2 separate regions of the Homo sapiens genome follow, and region 1 is linked to region 2. The links are chromatin contacts, found by Hi-C or POLR2A ChIA-PET in ENCODE. All regions are on one chromosome and are shown on one strand. The core of a region is the stretch at or near the end of the contact, and the rest is flanking DNA. Distances in the headings are between cores, read along the strand shown.

Region 1 (4,580 bases), core at 1,131-3,630, 330 kb after region 2:
ATACTGAAAGAGCACATGCTTTGGAGCAAAAAGGCCTGCTACCATTTACTACTTCTGTAACCTCAGGTGAGTCTGTGAGCCTCCATCTTCTGCTCTGTGAAGCCTGGAAATACTGCCTCCTTTATGGAATTAATAGGAGAAGGAAAGTGCATCAAAACAACAACAAATGGAAGTTACAGAAAAATAAAACATCCCCAGTCAGATTTTTCTGCTGATTATTTAAAACAATATAACATTCATACTGATGTATAAAAGTCATTTTAAGTAATTTTAATCATGTAAAGACCGACACGTCCCCTTTCCCCCAATCACAGTATAAACAAAGCTAATAAAGGATAGATAACAAGATATTTGAACCCCAGAAATGTCTGCCACTGAAATGGCCATTGTGATGCTTGGAAAGATCTAGATCGGTTTGGAATTCCAGAGAGAGATCTCAGGCATAAGGGAGAATGGCTTGAATAGAGGAAAGCATAAATTTGATCATTTGATTGCCTACTGCTTTATGGGCTAAACTTGATTCCCAACCACAGCCTTCGTGGTGTGGCCCCTGCCCACCTTGGGCCCCAATAGGTGTTGTGCCATTGCCACCTCTGCCTCTGATCAGCCCAAGGATCTTGTTTCCCTTTCTCCTTCCCCTTTCCTCTGATTAGGGTGGTGTTGCTATGAGTTCTCACAGAACCCTCAATAGCTGGCTCATCTCCCTAACGGGATATGTGGCTATCAGGGACTCGTTAAAAACAACAACAAAACCCACAACTGCTCTCTCCCTCTGCCAGGCACATCATACTGTACTTCTCACAACCACCATTATTGTCCCCAGTTTACAGATGAGAGAAACCGAGGCTCAGAAGGTTCAGTCACTTGTCCAAATTACACAGCCAGGAAGCATTGGGTCCACGATTTGGACTCAGGCAATTCAGATGCCACATCCCATGTTCCTCACCACCTTGGAGCAAATTAATGAAACTTAACAATTATAAAATTATTGAACATTATGAAAACTTTAAAAAATAATTGTCAGTTGAAAAGGATTTCTTAGGAAATGTTGAAAGTTCTTACATTTGCAAAGTATGCATTGGAGGGCACCTCATCCCTGTTCTGTCCCTTTATTCAATATGCATAACAGTTGGGGGCCGCAGTTCCTAAAAAGTAAGAATAAAACATTTCTGGTGAAGTGGACATGGAAGACCTTGTCCTTTTATTACGGGTTTTTTGAGAACCCACCTTCATGTAATCAGAGGAATCTTGGTCATGGGAAATGGGCTGGACTGAAGTCAAGAGACTTGTGTCTTGGTCCCTCTTTCCCTCTTCTCAGTGTGGTCATGGGCAACTCATTTCCACCGTTCTTCCATTTCCCCTTCCCATGGATCATAATCCAGTCCTCCCCCTGACAGGAAACCGCAGCAGTATGCAAGTACTGTACCATTAAGGGGAATGATGTAGACCCAGAACGGCCAAAACATTGGCAATTTCACATCACTCAACCAAACACAACCCATCATTGATTAAATATTCTCTTGATCCTAATAGCTCTATAAGGTAGTACTATTATTAAGGCCCATTTTATAGATAATAGAACTGAGTCTTAACTGTACAAAGATTGTTATACATGGGTCTGACTCCAGAGCCCGTGTTTTTTCCATGACCGTGGTGACTTCTAAAATAAAATATCCCGCGTTGCTATTTTTCCGTTTGACATTAATAATTACTGGATACCAATAATAGTGGCGACGCACTGGTTTCAGCATTACAGGCCCTGCGATATTCTCACGAATCTCCTTGCCCTCCGGCCCCTTCCCCGTACTTAAAATTTTCCTTCCTCAGGGGCCAGTCACCACTGTGGTCACATGTGGCAAACCCATTCTTGCATAACTGCGTAAGTCATCCTTGAAGAATTGGGTGACGTTTTAACCAAAATATGTTTCTTCTTTATTTGTGGATAAAAGTCTGGAGGGTTTTTCTGTTTTGTTTTTCTACGAATATTATTTGGAGGCATAACTAGGACCTGGGGAAACGCTTGGCTCCTCTTCGAGCCCCGAGGGTGCAGGTTGGGCAGGGCGGGCTCCGGTGGGCCGCACACCCATCACCCGTACTAGCGTGAGGTTGTCGAAGAGAAAATCTCACGTTTCGCATCCTCAAATTTCCGGATCTGAAACCCTATGCAAGCAGCAACCGCGGGAGAGCGAACAGCGGCGGGATGAGCATTCACAAGGCTGAGCATTCACAGGGCTGCGGGGAAGGCGGGAGTAACAGCTAGCAGCATACCGCGGCCCCGCCCCGCAGAGGCCCTGCCCCGCCCCCGCCAGAGTACAGAGTACGAGCTCCGACTTGGTCTCGTCCGCGGTCGTCCCCACCCCTCAGCGCGCTGTGGTACGTCCCGCGCTCCGCTTGGCCCAAGATGGCGGCCTCCGTGTGCAGCGGGTTGCTGGGGCCACGGGTGAGTGGGGCGACTCGGCAGGTCCCTGCGAGTCGGAGGTGGGGTCCCTAGTTTCCGCCTCACGCGCCCTCCCTCCACAGGTGCTGTCCTGGAGCCGAGAGCTGCCTTGCGCTTGGCGCGCCCTGCACACCTCCCCGGTCTGCGCCAAGGTGAGCACCGCCGGGGCAGGGGCCTGGGGGCCTGGGGGCCGGGGGGCCGGGGGCCGGGGAAGCCGTGCGGGCTGAAGGGGGCGTGTCGCTGGGGTCCGAGGCGGGGCTAGGGTCGGGGCTTAGGGATCAGGGGATTGGGGCCGGGGAACAGTGCCAGCTGACTGGGGGGACATGGCGCGAAGTAGGGGTCTGGATCGGGGATCTCGTGGAGTCACGGCCCCTTTTGCTCCTAGAACCGGGCGGCCCGAGTACGCGTAAGCAAGGGGGACAAGCCGGTGACCTACGAGGAGGCACACGCGCCGCACTACATCGCCCACCGTAAAGGCTGGCTGTCGCTGCACACAGGTGAGCGGACCCCAGGCCTCCAAAAGGAGCACTCAATCCGACTGTCATGTAAACAAAATGAACACGTGTCACAGGTTTTCTTTAACTCAGGAAATAATGCTAGGGTCAGAAATCTATGAAACCAACTCAAGGGAGACATAAAAAAGCAGAGATATATATAGATCAGGATGTTGAAACAAATTTGAAGATGGATGCAAAACTGACTTTTTCCATGGCAGGCAGGGACTCAATTGATCCTCCACTGAACAGAAATTATTTGCATGTCTACAGACAAGAATTATTTTGCATTCCTGTCAGTTATCTGTAATTTACAGAGCTGTAAAATAGCTCAGAGTCAAGGAAAGGAGTGAAACCGTTGCAGAATCTGATAACCCTGAACAGTGTGCTCTAAGGAATGCAGTTTTCCACTAAAGCACAAATTTTTCTCTGTAAATATATACAGACAACCCTCGTTATTCATGAATTCCATATTTTCAGATTCTTCTACTGACTAAAATTTATTTGTAAGCCCCAAATCAACACTCTGGGCACTCTCAAGGTCACTCTGAGATGTGGGTGGAGCTGCCACCCCAGGTGCATGTCCCGAGCTGAGGTCGACAAGGCTCTGCCTAGTTTCAGCTCTCGTACTGTAAAAGGTGTCCTTTTTATGGTCTAGAATCTTTTTTTTTTAATTTGCATTTTCGTGCTTTTTGTTAGTGATTTTGCTGTTTAAAATGGCCTTGCAATGCTGAAGTGCTATCTAGTGTTCCTAAGCGGGAGAAGGCTGTGACGTGCCTTAGGGAGAACATACATGTATTAGAGAATCTTTCTTCAGTCATGAGTTGCTCTTGGCCCTGAATTCAATGTTAGTGAATCTACCATATATATTAAACAAGGTGTCTTTAAACAGAAACACAAAGGAAACTAGGTTATGTATTGATTTGTTAACAAAAATACGGTGCCCAGAGGCTGAAAGGAATCTAACCCTGTATTTCACCTAGGAGCAATGGTTCAGTATTCACTAAGTCAGTGTTGGCAGTGACTTTATAGAATATAACTATTGTGAACAATTGATAACCAACTGTGCTTTGTTTAGTACAGGGGTTCTTGGATGTTTGAGATGCATCTAGAGAACTTACTTAAAATACAGATGCTTGCCTGGCACGGTGGCTCACGCCTGTAATCCCAGCACTTTGGGAGGCCGAGGAGGGTGGATCCTGAGGTCAGGAGTTCAATACCAACCTGGCCAAGATGGTGAAACCCCATCTCTACTAAAAATACAAAAAAATTAGCTGGGCGTAGTGGCGGGCGCCTGCAATCCCAGCTATTCAGGAGGCTGAGGCAGAGAATTGTTTGAACCCAAGAGGCGGAGGTTGCAGTGAGCCGAGATCACGCCACTGCACTCCAGCCTGGACGACAGAGTGAGACTCCATCTCAAAAAAAAAAAAAAAAAAAAAAAAAAAGAGAGAGAGATGCTTGTCTCCCACTCTTTCAGGTTCTGGTCTGAGGTTTGGATGTAGGTGTGCAGACTCTTAGTGGACATTGTAAGGGCTGCAGGGGATCCACAGTTCACACTGAGGAACCCACTGGTGGAAGCCCTGGGCCTAGCTCATGTCCCTAATCTCAAAAATAGCTGGTAGCCTCATCTTTCTGGCCCATGGGATGAC
Region 2 (4,828 bases), core at 940-3,439:
AGCTGACACTGTGCCACTGCACTCCAGCCTGGGTGACAGAGCAAGACTCCATCTAAAATAAAATAAATAAATAAATAAATCAGCTGGGACATGTGTTGTTTTAAGACATATTAGTAGAGATGTCCCTTTAGTGTTGCAGCTGTTAGTCATTGGAAACTAGTGTGGGCATCCCAAGCAGGTGAGGTATAAGTCCTACAAGTGAAATCTCTGAGAATCTTAAGTACTAATGGGAAGGAAAAAGGAAAAAGAATCAGAGCCAAGTTGGCACCAAAAGTTCCATCTGAGAAAAGCAACAACACAGAGCAGTGAATGTAGGCCATGGTAAAGACTGCAAAGACCAAGAACCCCAAGAAGGAGCTAAAAGATAATGCAGCAATTCCGCTTCTGGGTAAATACCAAAAAAATGCGAGCAGGGTCTTGAAGAGATATTTGTACATCCATGTTCATAGCAGTATCATTCACAATGGCTGAAATGTGGAAGCAACCCAGGTGTCCACTGACAGATGAACAGATAAGCAAAATGTGGTGAATAATACAATGGATTATTCAGCCTTAAAAAGGAAAGAAATTCTGATATATGCAACAAGATGCATGAGCCTTGAGGACATTATGCTACATGAAATAAGCCAGACACACAAAAACTATATGATTCCATTTATCTAAGGTCGCCAGAAAAGTCAAAATCACAGAGACAAATTAGAATGGCAGTTGCCATGGGCTGGGGGAGAAGGGAATGTGTTTAATAGACACGAATTTGATAAAAAGGAGTTCTGGAGACGATTGACAGTGATGGCTGCACAACACTATCAATCTATTTCATATCAATGCACTCACTACACGCTTAAAGATAGTGAAGATAAATTTTGTGTACCATTTTACCACAATTAAAAATATTTTTTTAAAAGAACTCAAAGAAGCAGAAAGTTTCAACAAAATAACATTTTTTTTTTTTTACATCCAGCAAGTCCTTGGCAAAGAACTCTCATCAAGAACCAGCTGCACTGAAGCAGGGAAAACAGAATCCAAACGGCAGATTCCATCAGATTTTGAGACAAGATGACCATAGATACCGACCATGTAGGGTCCTCCTTCTTTCGTGCCTGAGTCACCCCAATCCCTCCCACGAATGGTCTGGAAGTGTCTGTGTTACTTCTAACACGTTCCAGCAATTAAAGCGCCCCAGAAACAAGTAAAAGCCTGTAAGCCCTACAGATCCCATGCTTCATTTGCATCTTCCGTGTGGAATCCTTTTGTACCACTAGTGTCCAACTAAAAAGCGTTAAACCTGGCTTTCAGTTCTAGCTGGTTGTGATATAACCTCTTGGTACCTCAGTGACTTCACCCATTAAAAACAAACAAAAAAAAGTATATCACTATCTCTCATACAGAATTGTTGGGAAGCCCCGCAAGAAAATCAAAATATGGCTCTCAAGATGCGGCACCCAAGCTCCCAGAGTCAGAATCACTGGGTGGGAAGTGTTGGTCTAAAATATAAATACCGAGGCCTCAATCTACTAATTCAGAACATCTTGGCATGAAGCTTGGAAATCTGCACTACTTCACAGTCTCCTTAAAATTTTTACACGACAGAAATTTGAAAAACACTGAGTAGAGAACTATATTCTAGAATGGTATAAGCTCTTAAAGAGCTAATGTTGGTTCCTCAAAGGTAGAGTCCACGGCCAGATTCCATTATAGGAGACCAAGCCCGGACAGCAGACCCCGGGCCCTCCCCACCCCGCCCCGCCTCTGACTCGGACACCAGCCTTCTCAGACCCCGGGCACTCGGCCACCCCGCCCTGCCCCTACCCTTGGCCTCCTCCACCCTCCCCTCATCCCTCCGCCGACCCCAGGCCCACTCCGACTCGGACCCCCACCCCAGTCCTCTCCGCCCGACCGCCACGGCCCACCAGCCTGTGCCGCTCACCTGGATCTCTGGAAAAAGCTGAAGGAAGACACATCGTATGCGGCTTTGAGCAGCACCACCTTGGCCTCGCCTTTGTAGAGGACGCTGAGGCTGTACAGCTTCATGGCTCCGCGCCCTCAGGCCGCCCGCCTGCCCAGCTGCGGGACCCGTTCTCAGGGAGCAGCGCGGCCGCCGCCCCTCGGGACCGCCGCCGCCTACCGGCCTCTCAGCAGCCGGCTGCTGACGGGGCCACCGCCGGCTTCCTCCTCCTGGCTCGCAATCCACTTCCGGATCCGGTCAGCCTGGTTGAGGGTTCTCATACTCCGGATGCAGAAATGTGAGCCCGGAAGTACAATGCAGCGAGGGGCGGGATGCCACGCCTCGCGTAAGCTTGGCCCCTCCCTGCTCGCCAGGTGGAGTCGGGCGCGCGGCGGGATACCGTACTGTCTTGTGCTGGGTGGTGCTGGGCCTCCCACAGCGGCCTGAACCCTTCTTTTTTTTTTTTTTCTTTTCTTTCTTTTTTTAAAGTAAGCATTTTTTTTATTATTATACTTTAAGTTTTAGGGTACATGTGCACAACGTGCAGGTTTGTTACATATGTATACATGTGCCATGTTGGTGTGCTGCACCCATTAACTCGTCATTTAGCATTAAGTATATCTCCTAATGCTATCCCTCCCCCCTCCCCCCACCCCACAACAGTCCCCGGTGTGTGATGTTCGCCTTCCTGTGTCCATGTGTTCTTATTGTTCAATTCCCACCTATGAGTGAGAACATGCGGTGTTTGGTTTTTTGTCCTTGCAATAGTTTGCTGAGAATGATGGTTTCCAGCTTCATCCATGTCCCTACAAAGGACATGAACTCATCATTTTTTATGGCTGCATAGTATTCCATGGTGTATATGTGCCACATTTTAGGAGGAGCTTGTACCATTCCTTCTGAAACTATTCCAATCAAAAGAAAAAGAGAGAATCCTCCCTAACTCATTTTATGAGGCCAGCATCATCCTGATACCAAAGGGTGGCAGAGAGAGACACAACAAAAAAAGAATTTTAGACCAATATCCTTGATGAACATTGAAGCAAAAATCCTCAGTAAAATACTGGCAAACCGAATCCAGCAACACATCAAAAAGCTTATCCACCATGATCAAGTGGGCTTCATCCCTGGGATGCAAGGCTGGTTCAACATACGAAAATCAGTAAACGTAATCCAGCATATAAACAGAACCAAAGACAAAAACCACATGATTATCTCAATAGATGCAGAAAAGGCCTTTGACAAAATTCAACAACCCTCATGCTAAAAACTCTCAATAAATTAGGTATTGATGGGACGTATCTCAAAATAATAAGAGCTATCTATGACAAACCCACAGCCAATATCATACTGAATGGACAAAAACTGGAAGCATTCCCTTTGAAAACTGGCACAAGACTGGGATGCCCTCTCTCACCACTCCTTTTCAACATAGTGTTGGAAGTTCTGGCCAGGGCAATCAGGTAGGAGAAGGAAATAAAGGGTATTCAATTAAGAAAAGAGGAAGTCAAATTGTCCCTGTTTGCAGATGACATGATTGTATATCTAGAAAACCCCATCGTCTCAGCCCAAAATCTCCTTAAGCTGATAAGCAACTTCAGCAAAGTCTCAGGATACAAAATCAATGTGCAAAAATCACAAGCAGTCTTATACACCAATAACAGACAGAGAGCCAAATCATGAGTGAACTCCCATTCACAATTGCTTCAAAGAGAATAAAATACCTAGGAATCCAACTTACAAGGGATGTGAAGGACCTCTTCAAGGAGAACTACAAACGACTGCTCAATGAAATAAAAGAGGATACAAACAAATGGAAGAACATTCCATGCTCATGGGTAGGAAGAATCAGTATCGTGAAAATGGCCATACTGCCCAAGGTAATTTATAGATTCAATGCCATCCCTATCAAGCTACCAATGACTTTCTTCACAGAATTGGAAAAAACTAAAGTTCATATGGAACCAAAAAAGAGCCCGCATTGCCAAGTCAATCCTAAGCCAAAAGAACAAAGCTGGAGGCATCACACTACCTGACTTCTAACTATACTACAAGGCTACAGTAACCAAAACAGCATGCTACTGGTACCAAAACAGAGATATAGAGCAATGGAACAGAACAGAGCCCTCAGAAATAATGCCGCATATCTACAAGCATCTGATCTTTGACAAACCTGACAAAAACAAGCAATGGGGAAAGGATTCCCTATTTAATAAATGGTGCTGGGAAAACTGGCTAGCCATATGTAGAAAGCTGAAACTGGATCCCTTCCTTACACCTTATACAAAAATTAATTCAAGATGGATTAAAGACTTACATGTTAGACCTAAAACCATAAAAACCCTAGAAGAAAACCTAGGCAATACCATTCAGGACATAGGCATGGGCAAGGACTTCATGTCTAAAACACCAAAAGCAATGGCAACAAAAGCCAAAATTGACAAATGGGATCTAATTAAACTAAAGAGCTTCTGCACAGCAAAAGAAACTACCATCAGAGTGAACAGGCAACCTACAGAATGGGAGAAAATTTTTGCAACCTACTCATCTGACAAAGGGCTAATATCCAGAATCTACAATGAACTCAAACAAATTTACAAGAAAAAAACAAACAACCCCATCAACAAATGGGCGAAGGATATGAACAGACACTTCTCAAAAGAAGACATTTATGTAGCCAAAAAACACATGAAAAAATGCTCATCATCACTGGCCATCAGAGAAATGCAAATCAAAACCACAATGAGATACCATCTCACACCAGTTAGAATGGTGATCATTAAAAAGTCAGGAAACAACAGGTGCTGGAGAGGATGTGGAGAAATAGGAACACTTTTACACTGTTCGTGGGACTGTAAACTAGTTCAACCATTGTGGAAGTCA

The links. Hi-C counts contacts between places; a loop is a spot of excess contacts on that map. ChIA-PET counts read pairs that join two places held with the same protein, here RNA polymerase II (POLR2A). Pooled maps may share reads with other maps.
Region 1: a loop to region 2 is called in a map of naive thymus-derived CD4-positive, alpha-beta T cell, with 7 times the contacts of the local background. The contact joins the promoter of MRPS24 here to the promoter of YKT6 in region 2. A Hi-C loop is called at or near these places in 1 of 168 maps with a recorded cell type or tissue (naive thymus-derived CD4-positive, alpha-beta T cell) and 8 of 50 pooled maps. POLR2A ChIA-PET finds 5 or more read pairs at or near these places in 2 of 52 experiments (HEK293 and MCF 10A).

What each region holds. Positions count from the first base shown.
Region 1 is chr7:43,867,317-43,871,896 of GRCh38, reverse strand. It overlaps MRPS24 (mitochondrial ribosomal protein S24), which reads left to right and starts at 2,380. Exons shown (of 4, transcript NM_032014.3): 1 at 2,380-2,440; 2 at 2,521-2,589; 3 at 2,823-2,934. The coding sequence starts at 2,402. URGCP-MRPS24 (URGCP-MRPS24 readthrough) reads left to right here. Exons shown (of 7, transcript NM_001204871.2): 5 at 2,521-2,589; 6 at 2,823-2,934. The coding sequence ends at 2,911. LOC124901620 (a long non-coding RNA gene) reads right to left here and starts at 2,251. Exons shown (of 2, transcript XR_007060296.1): 1 at 1,063-2,251; 2 at 255-949. RefSeq lists an enhancer at 1,899-2,018 and silencers at 2,249-2,308, 2,609-2,668.
Region 2 is chr7:44,198,339-44,203,166 of GRCh38, reverse strand. YKT6 (YKT6 vesicular SNARE protein) reads right to left here and starts at 2,189. Exons shown (of 7, transcript NM_006555.4): 1 at 1,928-2,189. The coding sequence starts at 2,031. RefSeq lists a silencer at 2,013-2,082.